Regions from separate parts of the Homo sapiens genome. Here region 2 is linked to region 1. Evidence: chromatin contacts called from ENCODE Hi-C or POLR2A ChIA-PET data. All regions are on one chromosome and are shown on one strand. Each heading gives the region's core, a stretch centred on a gene start or an enhancer-like site at or near the end of the contact. The rest is flanking DNA. Distances are from core to core; before and after follow the strand shown.

Evidence for each region. Hi-C counts contacts between places; a loop is a spot of excess contacts on that map. ChIA-PET counts read pairs that join two places held with the same protein, here RNA polymerase II (POLR2A). Pooled maps may share reads with other maps.
Region 2: a pooled map shows a loop between it and region 1 (2.4-fold over the local background). The contact joins the enhancer-like site here to the promoter of NKRF in region 1. A Hi-C loop is called at or near these places in 3 of 168 maps with a recorded cell type or tissue (Caco-2, Calu3 and sigmoid colon) and 7 of 50 pooled maps. POLR2A ChIA-PET finds 5 or more read pairs at or near these places in 15 of 52 experiments (BJ, CD4-positive, alpha-beta T cell, CD4-positive, alpha-beta memory T cell and 11 more).

What each region holds. Positions count from the first base shown.
Region 1 is chrX:119,604,103-119,609,913 of GRCh38, reverse strand. NKRF (NFKB repressing factor) reads left to right here and starts at 3,490. Exons shown (of 4, transcript NR_163972.1): 1 at 3,490-4,183. RefSeq lists an enhancer at 3,257-3,366 and a silencer at 3,907-3,956.
Region 2 is chrX:119,664,477-119,670,287 of GRCh38, reverse strand. The region is part of intron 2 of SEPTIN6 (septin 6); the gene reads left to right. Among named protein-coding and RNA genes, the nearest start is that of MIR766, 21 kb to the right of the region's middle. RefSeq lists an enhancer at 4,075-4,164. Within about 2 kb of position 2,912, at least 5 of the 41 ENCODE cell types and tissues checked have a DNase peak (open chromatin) inside an H3K27ac peak, as active enhancers do.

The DNA of each region.
Region 1 (5,811 bases), core at 2,241-4,740:
AAAGACAGTGACAGACCCCTGCAATAGAGAGGAGGAGGATGGATGATTACAGGTGGTGTCCGGATTGTTTTTATTTTTGTTTTTTTTTTCTTTTTTGAGACGGAGTCTTGCTCTGTTGCCCAGGCTGGAGTGCAGTGGCGTGATCTCAGCTCACTGCAACCTCCACCTCCCAGGTTCAAGCAATTCTCCTGCCTCAGCCTCCTGAGTAGCTGAGACTACAGGCGTATGCCACCATGCACGGCTGATTTTTGTATTTTTAGTAGAGATGGGGTTTCACCATGTTGGCCAGGCTGGTCTAAAACTCCTGACCTCAGGTGACCCGCCCGCCTCGGCCTCCCAAAGTGCTGGGATTACAGGCATGAGCCACCGCGCCCAGCCTTCTGGATTGTTTAGGATTGTAATGGCAACCTTTATTATCTATGCCTACACCTCTCTTCAACTAATGTATTTCTTCTCAGGGGTTTTAACTCCTGCTCACTGAGAAACCCTCTGTGGCTGTGAGAAAGGAATGGGCTAAAATAGATTGGCTGATGGATTTTTTTGTAATCAGAAGGATACCAGGGAGAGAAGGACATGGAGAATCCTGGAAATTTGTGTTCTATGGATGAAACTGCTTATTCCTTAGTGGGATTTACAAATGGAATCCTGTTATGGTTGTTCCAGAGCAGATGGCCTCTTACATCAGTTCCAACACCTTTTATTTTGTAATCCAATTTCAAAAGTCAGATTACAATTATTTGTTTCTATACAACGGAAAAGTTTTAATCCAGGCTGAGAGGAAGTAGTTTATCTTTTCACAGATTGTTTTCTAGGAAAGATGTATATTTATTACAATGCGGATTTTGGTGAAAGTTGGCAACTTAGGCTATGTCTTAGTCCATTTATGCTGCTATAACAAGATACTGAGACCTGAGACTTATAAAGAATATATATTTATTTCTCAGAGTTCCAGAGCCTGGGAAATCCAAGATTAAGGCACCAGAAGGTTCAGTTGTCTGGTTGGGGCAGCTCTCTGCTCTCTGCTTCCAAGATGGTGCCTTGTTGCTGCATCCTCCAGCAACAAGGGGAGAGGAGTGTTATATCCGCACATGGCAGAAGGCAAAGGGCAAGTGACCAAACACCGATTAAAGCCTCTTTCATTAGGTCCTTAATCCCATTCCTGAGGGAGGAGCTCTCATGGCTTAATGACCTCTTAAAGGTCCCACCTTTTAATACCATCACATCAGCCATTAAGTTTCAACACTTAAATTTTGAAGGGGACACACTCAAACAATAGCAGGCTGAAATTAATCTAATTATAAAATAACAAATCAGCTTAAAATGTAGGCTCCAAGGAAATGATTTTCACTGGGTTGAGACAAAAGGAAGAGCTTCATTCATTTATGCATTTAATTCAACAAATATCTCTGGAGTGCCTGCAGGATCAAGGTATAGGTGCTAAGACCAAAACAGATGAGTTCCATGCTTTCATGTAACTGACATTCCAGTGGAATACAGCAAGAATACAAAAAGGAAAGAAAGTGGTTTTTCTCTGTTGTCCTGAAATTGATTACAAGCTGGGTAGGGAGAAATAGCCCTATGTAAAACTAAATGTGCCACCAGCAGTAGGACCACTGGATGAGGTGGCTTTGACTCAGTGCCCTCTTTAACTCTCTAATGACATATTTCTAACTATATGACACCTTATGCGTAGGGGTGTATTGGACTGAGAAGAGCAGAAGATAACAGCACTTTTCAGTTTCAGAATTCTGTATTTCCATGTCTGTCTTTCTCTATGGTGGGCATTCATGTTTATTGAGGTAATGTTAGTCTCTAAACCATCAAATCAAAGAATATAGTACTACGAAGGAAGGTTAGAGATAATAAATTCAAGTAATGATTGTACGAGTGAGAAAAATAAGGCCACAGAGGTGAAGTGTCTTGCCGAAGGCTGTAGAGATAGTTGTTGGCAATGATGAGATGAGAATTTAGGTCACCTGACTCCTCATCTAGTGTTCCCCCAGTCATTTGCCTTTGCACTGCTCTGTTTTCTTTCTTTCTTTTTTTTTTGAAACAGAGTCTCACTCTGTTGCCCAGGCTGGAGTGTAGTGGCGCGATATTGGCTCACTGCAACCTCTGCCTCCCGGGTTCAAGCGATTCTCCTGCCTCAGCCTCCGGAGTAGCTGGGATTACAGGCGCCTGCCACCACGCCCGGCTAATTTTTGTATTTTTAGTGGAGACAGGGGTTTCACCATGTTGGCCAGGCTGGTCTCGAACTCCTGACCTCAAGTAATCCTCCTGCCTCGGCCTCCCAAAGTGCTGGGATTACAGGCGTGAGCCACCGCACCCAGCCTGTTTTATTTTCTTCACAGCATGTATCACCTTGTGAACTTTTTAAAAACATTTCGATTGTTACCCCAATAAACATGAATGCCCACCACGGAGAAAGACAGACGTGGAAATAAATTATGAAAGTGTGTAAAGTGCTGTTATCTTCTGCTCCTCTCAGTCTAATACACCCCTAACATAAAGTGTCATATAATTAGAAATACGTCATTAAAGAGTTAAAGATGGTAGTGTGTTAAAGCCACCTCATCCAATGGTCCGGCTCCTGGTGGAACATTTAGTTTTATGCAGGGCTATTTCTCCCCACCAAGATTGTAGTCAATTCCAGGACAACAGAGAAAACCCACTTTCTTTCCTTCTTTTTTGTACTCTTGCTGTATTGAGCACACAGTAGGTGCTGTGTAAATTCCCGCCGACAGACACTCATTGATTAACTGCTTTCGTGACACAGGTTGGCAGATAGGGACTGAAGTTATTGAGTGAAGCTGACTCCGGGTGGAGTGATACATTTGGCTACAGTGATTGAGCGGCTCTACCTTGCAGTACCCTCTTCTGTGGGCCCCTTTTGTATCTTGTAATCTTTTGCACTTAAGTTGATACGTGAAATACAGACTTGCAATCGTGATCAGAACTGTGTAAACAGTATCTGTGTTCGTAATTGGGATACAGTATGGACTTGAAACTGGCTAACTTGAGAAGCGGCGCTGTGGATGATTTTCTTGGCAAGTGTTTCATTTTTACTACGTTTCCGCAGTAAGCTATTACACAAAGCTAATGATGCACGATGCACAGAGCATTTCAAGCTACTCTCTGAAGAAAAGGCACCTCGGGGAGCTGACTGTTTTGTTTTGTTTTAATGTAAAGTCCAGTGCAGACCTAAATCCCTTACAAGGAACATGGTCTCACTGTCGCGCCGCTTAAAAATCCAGGGAAAAGCGTCAGACGAGCCGTGGGCTACCAACATTCATCTGAGGGCACCTTCTAACCATATTCTCGAACCTCAGAGAACCTTCCTAAATTCCCTTTCTGGAGTCCCCGCCCTCCGCTTGTCACCGTAGTGCGTCAAAGGCCCGTAGTCGTCACTGGAGGGAAAAAAGTACGTCGCGCGAGATTCTGCGACGGGATTTGGAAGTTAGGGAACAGCCGCGGCGCAAGCGCACTGGCCTCACAACCCCGGACGGCACGCGGGTAGGTAGGCTAGAACCTAGAGGAGGGGAGCAGAGCGTGCTGGGGTCTTTTATCGCTCTCCGCGCAGTGCGTGGGTCTGCGGATCCGTGGAGGTGCGGAGCCTGACTCGGCCTCCCCGGCTCGCGCGTGAGTGCGGCGGAAGCCCTTCTGCTCCTCCACGAGTTAGAGGAGTGTAGGGGACGTGCATCCCAGTGTCGGGACGCGAGCTCGTGCTCCTCTTTTCCTCCTAACGGTGGCCCCCACGCACACACTCCAGTCCCCCCGAGAGTTGATCTTCTCCCCTCAGCGCGCCCCTCCTTACCCGGCCCCTCCCACCGGCCCCCCGTTTCCGCCCGCTTGCTAGCTGCCTAGCTCGCGGTCCGTAGTCGGCTTCGTCCCTGGGGTCCCTGCTTGGGGGCGGAGAAGATGGCTGGAGGACGTCTGCTGTTGGGGGGCGACTTCCTGTCGCGCCGCCGCTGCCCCCCCTCCCGCCGCCGCCGCTGCCGCCCCTCCCGCCGCCCCCGCCCGAGCCAGTGCTGGAGCAGTGGCGCTATAGCCACGAAAGTGACTGGCAGTGGGCTCTGCGGCGCAGCTTCATCTGTCGGCACCTGCACAGCTATCCCGGGGCTGCCCTCGACCAGCTCCTCGCGCTCTCCGCCGCCTGGACCAACCACGTCTTCCTGGGCTGCAGGTGAGGAAGGTGTGGGTGTCGGGTTAGGGACGGGGGTGAGAGATCGGTGATGGGGGATCGGGTTAGGGACGGCGCTGGAGGGATCGATGATGGTGGTTGGGATAGGGACGGGGGCGGGATGCGGAGGATAGGTTGGAGGCTGGAGATTTGGAGGTGCTGGAGGGCACTAGAGGGATCACTATTGGCCTGGGGGTGGGGTGGCCGACTGTGGTGGCTGGGCATGACATAACAGCTAGGAGGGTGCAGAGATCGCGGAAGCGGCCTCTCCAGGACCAGGGATGGAGATGAAGCAGCGCCTAGAAGAGGATTATTGAGAGGTGGTCATTGTAGTTGGTGGCGGTATTAGAGGACGTGGGGAATGATGAATAGCAGCATCTCGGACCTGCGTAGGGCCTTCCAAGGATGCAGTATCCGCAGAGAATATATTCGACAGTTGGAGTTGTGGGGGAAGGGCGAGGGGACCCCACTGTTCTAGTCTCCTCCTGACCACTCTCTTTTTCCATTCCTCTTAAATACCCCCCTCTACTTGCAGCCCCCTAGCAGGGTCTTACTGTCTTCTCCTGGGGAGGCGGTACGTATCAGCTCTCTGAGCCGCAGCAGCGTCAGCCTTGCTTGTAGATTTGCGCATAATGTGTCTGGACTCAAACAAAGAAATGGATATATCTACTGTAAAAATGGATTGCCCTCTTTTTACCCTAAATGGGATCAGAAGGATTAACATTTGGCTCTGAGTGAGGTTTTAGGTGTGTGTGTCTGTGGTGGGGGTGGGGGTGTGTGTGTGTTTGTTTTTCCCCCCTTTCCTAGAACCTGGTGACGTTTTGAACAGGCCTCTTTGAAAGCTCTTTGCATTCAATGGAGACTGCAGTATGGTTCCAACGCAGCGTGTTTTGTTTGTTTTTTTTTTTTGAAGAGGCTACTTGGACCTCTGTCCTTCAGAACCCCTAAATCGGCCCTATACTAGACTATTCATTCTTTGATAGATTGGGAGACGACTTCTTTTGACATTCCTGCAATCATAGTTTTTTGTTTTTGTTTTTGTTTTTGTTTTTTTTTAAATCAGGAAGGGTGAGAGATTCTGGAATATGATCATGTCAATTTTGGCCAGTTCAGTTCCAGGAGTGACTGTAACAGATGCAGAAAAATAGGATTGTCTCCTCCTGCCCTTAATTATTGAACATGGCATTCAGTGTGATATACTTTGCTCTCATCACAGACATTACTTTTCTGTCTTCTCAAGGTTAGCATAATTTCTACCTCCAGAGATAATGATTAGGAGGAACTGGTTACAACTGAAGAAGCCTTAGTTATTGAACAAGTCAGATAAATCTACTTGACCTTTGCCTAACAGTGTTGTTCTTGAGTTCAAAAGTTACCTTTATCCTATAATCGTAAGTCTCCATAATATCACAGAAGGCTGTCGGAAATCTGAATCCTTAAAATAAAAACAAAAACTTAAATGAGGATAACTATCCTTTGTGTTAATAATAAATCTTACCTTCCCACTAGAATGGAAGCTCCCTTAAGGATAGGGATTTTGCTTTCTTGTTTACACCTTTATCCTCAGTGCCTAGAAGATTGCCTGCTAAATAATAGCTGCTCAATAAATGTGTGTGGAGTGAGTGGATGTA
Region 2 (5,811 bases), core at 1,663-4,162, 61 kb before region 1:
CCACACCTGGCCTATTATTCTTTTTAGAGGACTAGGCACATGAGTGTGAACATATTATGACTCCTCTCCAATATATTCTCTAGGGTTGACCATAATTACCGAAGAGGTGAGGTTCCTCTTTCTCCCCATAAAAACACATATACTAGTCCCTTAGCTTTGGAAATTTCAAGGATCCCCTGATCCTAGATGCAGTACAGAATGCCTCAGAGGAACCACCAGAGCCAACAGTACAAATATTCTGGGGCCCGTTGCTTTGCACTCCTGGGAACAAGCCCCAAAGAGACTCATCCATCTAAATGCTACAGTAGCAGTCATGGCTGTGAAGAGCACAAAGGGTCATAATGATAATATTTACTTTGAAGCTGCTCAGGATTCCAGGCTCAATTGGGCTCTGTTGAACATGGAAAAAAACAGTCACACAAGAGAAGCAGGATTGAGGCTTGCTGCAGGAGGAGGGAAAGGGCAGCTAGCATTCTATCAAGGCCAAGGATCAATTGTTTCATCCCTTCATATCTGGGAAAGGCAGCTGCTTATTTGTCTAAAACAGGCTGCCAGCAGTGGTGTGCTGGTCAACGTCACAGCCCATCTCAGGAGAAAAACTGTTGTGGTTTGAAGCATCTGCTGATTTTGTTGGTGTCATTACTCCTGCCATGGCTGCTGTTAAGCTACCAACATGACATCACTGCACGTGGGCTTGGGAAGAGATGCAGGAAGCGGACGAGCCGGCTCCAGCACACCACTGCCTGCCAGGCCTCTGCAAGATCAGGAAGGAGAAAGGACAAGGTCACAGAGCCAGGCATAACCTTGTCCCTTTCCATAGGCTTCCTTAGCCAACCGGAGTTCCTGGAATGTTTCCTTTTGGGCACCTCCCTGTTGAACTCAGAGACGTTTCTCTGGGTTCAACATTCAGAACTGGAAGAGACTTTAGGTCCACAAGAACAGGGATTGTGGCTATCTTGTTCATTGCTGTATCTGCAGCTCCTATAACTGTGCCTGGCTCCTGTTAGAGTCTTTGTAAATACTCGTTGAATGACTGAATGAACAAACGTATCACGCCTATGCGTCTCGCTAGAGCACATTGGTTAAAAGCATGGACTCCAGCGTCGGCCTGCCTGGATTCAAATGCTGGCTCTGCCACTTACTAGTTTGTGACCTTGGACTAGTTACTTCTTCCACATTTTATTTTATTATTACTAGTTTTCAAAATAGACCTATTATGCTAAGTGAAGTAACTCAGGAATGGAAAACCGAACATTGTATGTTCTCACTCATAAGTGGGAGCCAAGCTATAAGGATGCAAAGGCATAAGAATAACACAATGGACTTTGGGGACTCAGGGGGAAAGGGCGGGAAGGGGGTGAGGAATAAAAGACTACAAATTGGGTTCAGTGTATACTGCTCAGGAGATGGGTGCATCAAAATCTCACAAATCACCACTAAAGAACTTACTCATATAACCAAATACCACCTGTCCCCAAAAACCTATGGAAATAAAAAATAAAACAGAGACAGGGTCTATGTTGGTCAGGCTGGTCTCGAATTCCTGGCCTCAACTGATCCTCCTGCTTCAACCTCCCAAAGTGCTGGGATTACAGGCATGAGCCACTGCGCCCGGCCCCTCCACATTTTATAGATGAGGAAAGTAAGGTGCAGAGATGCTGAGGAACTGGTGCAAATTTACACAGCTAGTAAGTGGCTTGGTTAACCCATCTATAAATTGAGGACAAATAGTAACATCTTCCTCATGGGCTTGCTGTGAGGAATAAATAAGAAAATATATGTAAAAAACTTAGAGCAGTGTCTGTAAACAATAGCTGTTATTACCAACGCTCTCATTTTATAGAAAAAGAGACTGGGACCCAGAGAGGGGAAAGAGCTCAGTTCATGTCACAAAGTAACTTAGTGATAACCTGGCTAGAAGTCTTTTCTTTTTCTTTCTCTGTCTCTCTCTCTGTCTCTCTCTCTCTCTCTCTCTGTCTTTCCTTTCTTTCTTAGACAGGATCTCGCTCTGTCGCCCAGGCTGGAGTGTGGTGGTGAGATCTCTGCTCACTGCAACCTCCGCCTCCCGGGTTCAAACGATTCTCCACCCTCAGCCTCCTGAGTAGCTGGGATTACAGGAGCCTGCCACCATGCACGGCTAATTTTTGTATTTTTAGTAGAGACGGGATTTCACCATGTTAGCCAGGCTGGTCTCCAACTCCTGACCTCAGGTGATCTACCCGCCTCGACCTCCCAAAGTGCTGGGATTACAGGCCTGAGCCACCGTCCCGCAAGAGCATAGTTTGAAAAAAAACATATTTCGTAGTACTCATATATGTTTTAATTTTTTTTAAAACTATTGTTTCCAGAATACTATCTACATTAAGCAAAGTGAGATGAAATCCTCTTGGCTGGTGGAGCATGCGTTAAAAACCTTACTATCCACTTGGAGGAGCCCTGGGAGGGCTGGGGGAGGAGGAGTGAGAAATTGACCCCTCGGGACTCCTCAGGTTTCCTGCTGGAATCGAATTGCCAAGTCTCCACCTTCCTGCAGGGGTGTGGAATCTGCTGACCTGATCCCAGTTAGGTCACGTGTGCCTCCCCCTCACAACACACTCACACTCAGTACTGGGCCCAGGGCAGCCGTGGGAGGGGCAGCATCCTAGGATCAGGCTGGGTCTGTGCCAGTCATTGACAGAAAGCCTCCCCGACCCCCAGGCTCTACACTGATGGAAAACTGGAACAGGAGCTCTCGATAGCCATAGGATGAGCTCGCTTGATTTTCTGCCCTCTCTACTATTGCATTTATCTCAATTCCCTAGACACCCGGGTGTTCTTTTCTTCCAGACGTTCATTATTTGGCATCTAATTTCCACAGCGCTTTTGTGCCAGCAGGCATTTGGGTGGTCATTTCTCCTGCTGTTCCTCCCAGCTCCCTGTCCTGCCCTGCCCGGCCCCCATTCCTCCAGCTGTGCAAACAGGGTGGGTCCCTCAACGCTGCGGTGCTGCCCCTGAGGCCTTCTGTGTGAACCTTGGGTTAGGCACTCTCGGGGGTACTGGAAGATGGCCCATCTCCTGCTCTCTGAGAATTCTTAGGATCGGGGAGCCAGGGTGCCCACTCTGGGTGCTGGGGAAACAGGACCCCCACTCCCTAGGAGCTACAGGGCATTCGGCAGGGAGCTCATGCAACAGAAGGGTTTTGGGAGTTGGGGGTAAGGATGGTTCTGTTCCATGTGCTCCCTTCTGTTCCATGGGAGGGAGTTGGGGGTAAGGATGTACATGGAAAATTCATCAGGCACATAGGAAGATGAGCTAAACTGTAGCTCAAACCTCAGTGCCCTCGAGAGGGGAGGTGAGTTAGGATGTGGGAGCCACACTGTGTTCCCACCTCCAAGGTGCTGGCCCCGTTTGCAGTTAAGGTGCACCCCAACTTTGGGTGAGGTGGGGTGTGATACATTCCACTGCTTGGCCAAGTCTGCCACCTCCCATGGCAAAGGCCCCACCTCATAAAATTCTTCTTGGGACCCAAATACTTCCTGTTCCTTTAGGGGAGGAAAAAGGGGGCCTCTTCTTCAAGAGTCTTTGCTGCTAATGGATATAGCAGACCCTGGCTTGAAACATGATCTGTGTGAGGAACCATTTCCCCACACTCTGGCAATTTACCAAGTTAGTCAGACCTGGCTATGAAATTGGGCTGGGGGGCCGGGTAGCCAGACTGAATTGAATGTTCTCCTTGTTCTCCCTCCCTCTCCCTGTCTCCCTCCTCTCTCTTATCTCTTCTCTCTCTCTCCCTTCTCTCTGTCCACACACAGAAAACTCTCATCATACACAGATATTTTAAAAGGCACCTCCTGCATTCATAGCTCATTATTTGGGATAAAAGAAGCAGGCTAGACACACCCAGAGTGGGGAGGGGAGATGGAGCATTTTCAGTTCTGCATCATGTAGCTCTAACCGTAGCCCTGAACCACCCTGCAGATGTGTGCTTTTGGTCGCAAGGCGGGGTTTGGCAGGCCACAATTTGCCCAATGCAAACCCAGTCCCGACTGTGAAGAGAAGTCGAGGCTCACATTCCCCCTGGGTTGGGGAGAGGAGAGGGAAAAACAGGGATGATGATAGCGGAATAAATGGGAGAGTAGTCTTTGTCTTCAAAGGGCAGGCCAGAGTAATTAATGATATCCTCTCTTCGAAGTGCCTGCCTCTCTACTGACTCTTTTTTTTTTTTTTGAGATGGAGTCTCACTCTGTCGCCCAGGCTGGAGTGCAGTGGCGCGATCTCAGCTCACTGCAAGCTCCACCTCCTGGGTTCACGCCATTCTCCTGCCTCAGCCTCCCAAGTAGCTGGGACTACAGGCACCCACCATCACGCCTGGCTAATTTTTGTATTTTTTTAGTAGAGACGGGGTTTCACCGTGTTAGCCAGGATGGTCTCGATCTCCTGACCTCGTGATCCACCCACCTCGGCCTCCCAAAGTGCTGGGATTACAGGCGTGAGCCACCGCGCCTGGCCCTCTCTACTGACTCTTTAATTCCTGGTATTCCTGAGTCACTTGGGGTGGGCTGAGGGGTCAAATACAGCCTGGATCTGTAGAGATTATAAGCAGCGCCCAGCCCAGTTTGTGGCCTCATATCAGATTCCTGTTTAGCCCCCTTGTCACCAACTCCTGACTTCTTGTGATGTCCCATTCCCTGAAGTCTTGTTGGCTCCTGACAGTGGCTTGGTATCCCTTGATCTCCCAGGAATAAGCTTCCAAAACCTTCACCAGTCTGCCACAGCCTTTCCCCTACTGGTTTCCCTAGTGTGAAGTTCAAGACTTTTAAAATTCCAACAGTTTGACTTATTAGTATCTCGCAGCCTAGTAGTTAAACAAATAAATGGCTAGTTTGTTTAAAATTTAAGGATAAGGGCCGGGCACGGTGGCTCATGCCTGTAATCCCAGTACTTCGGGAGGCCGAGGCAGGTGGATCACCAGAGGTCAGGAGTTTGAGGCCAGCCTAGCCAACATGGTGAAACCCCATCTCTACTGAAAATACAAAAATTAGCAGGGCATGGTGGCAGGCACCTGTAATCCCAGCTACCTGGGAGACTGAGGCAGGAGAATCACTTGAACCCGGGAGGCAGAGGCTGCAGTGAGCCGAGATTGCGCCACTGCTCTCCAGCCTGGGCAACAGAGCGAGACGCTGTATCAAAAAAAAAAAAAAAAAAGAAGAAGAAGAAGAAGAATTTTTGTGGCCTGCTGGGTCTCCCCACCCCGCCCCTCTTAGTTAAAAACGGTCTCACTGAAAGTTCAACCGTTCAACCAGGCTGGGAGGATAAGCCAGGAGCCTGCACAGTTTTCACCGTGGGGAGGCACATCTGGGGCATCCCCAGAGGGCTGTTTAGGCCTGGCAGGGAGGAGAGGTGGGGACTGGGATGAAAGGATATTTGTTTGACAAGGGACCGCTGTCTTTTTTTTTTTTTTTTTTTTTGAGATGGAGTCTCACTCTCTTGCCCAGGGTGGAGTGCAGTGGCACGATCTCAGCTCACTGCAACCTCTGCCTCCCCTGGTTCAAGTAATTCTCCTGCCTCAGCCTTTCCGTAGCTGGGATTACAGGCGCCTGCCACCATGCCTGGCTAAATTGTGTATGTATATATATATTTTTTGGTAGAGACAGGGTTTCACAATGTTGGCCAGGCTGGTCTCGAATGCCTGACCTCAAGTGATCTGCCTGCTTCAGCCTCCCAAAGTGCTAGGATTACAGGTGTGAGCCACCACGCCTGGCCACTGCTGTCATTTTTTAAAAAAATTTAAAATAGTCCTCTAATTTTTATGACAAAAACTATACATATTCC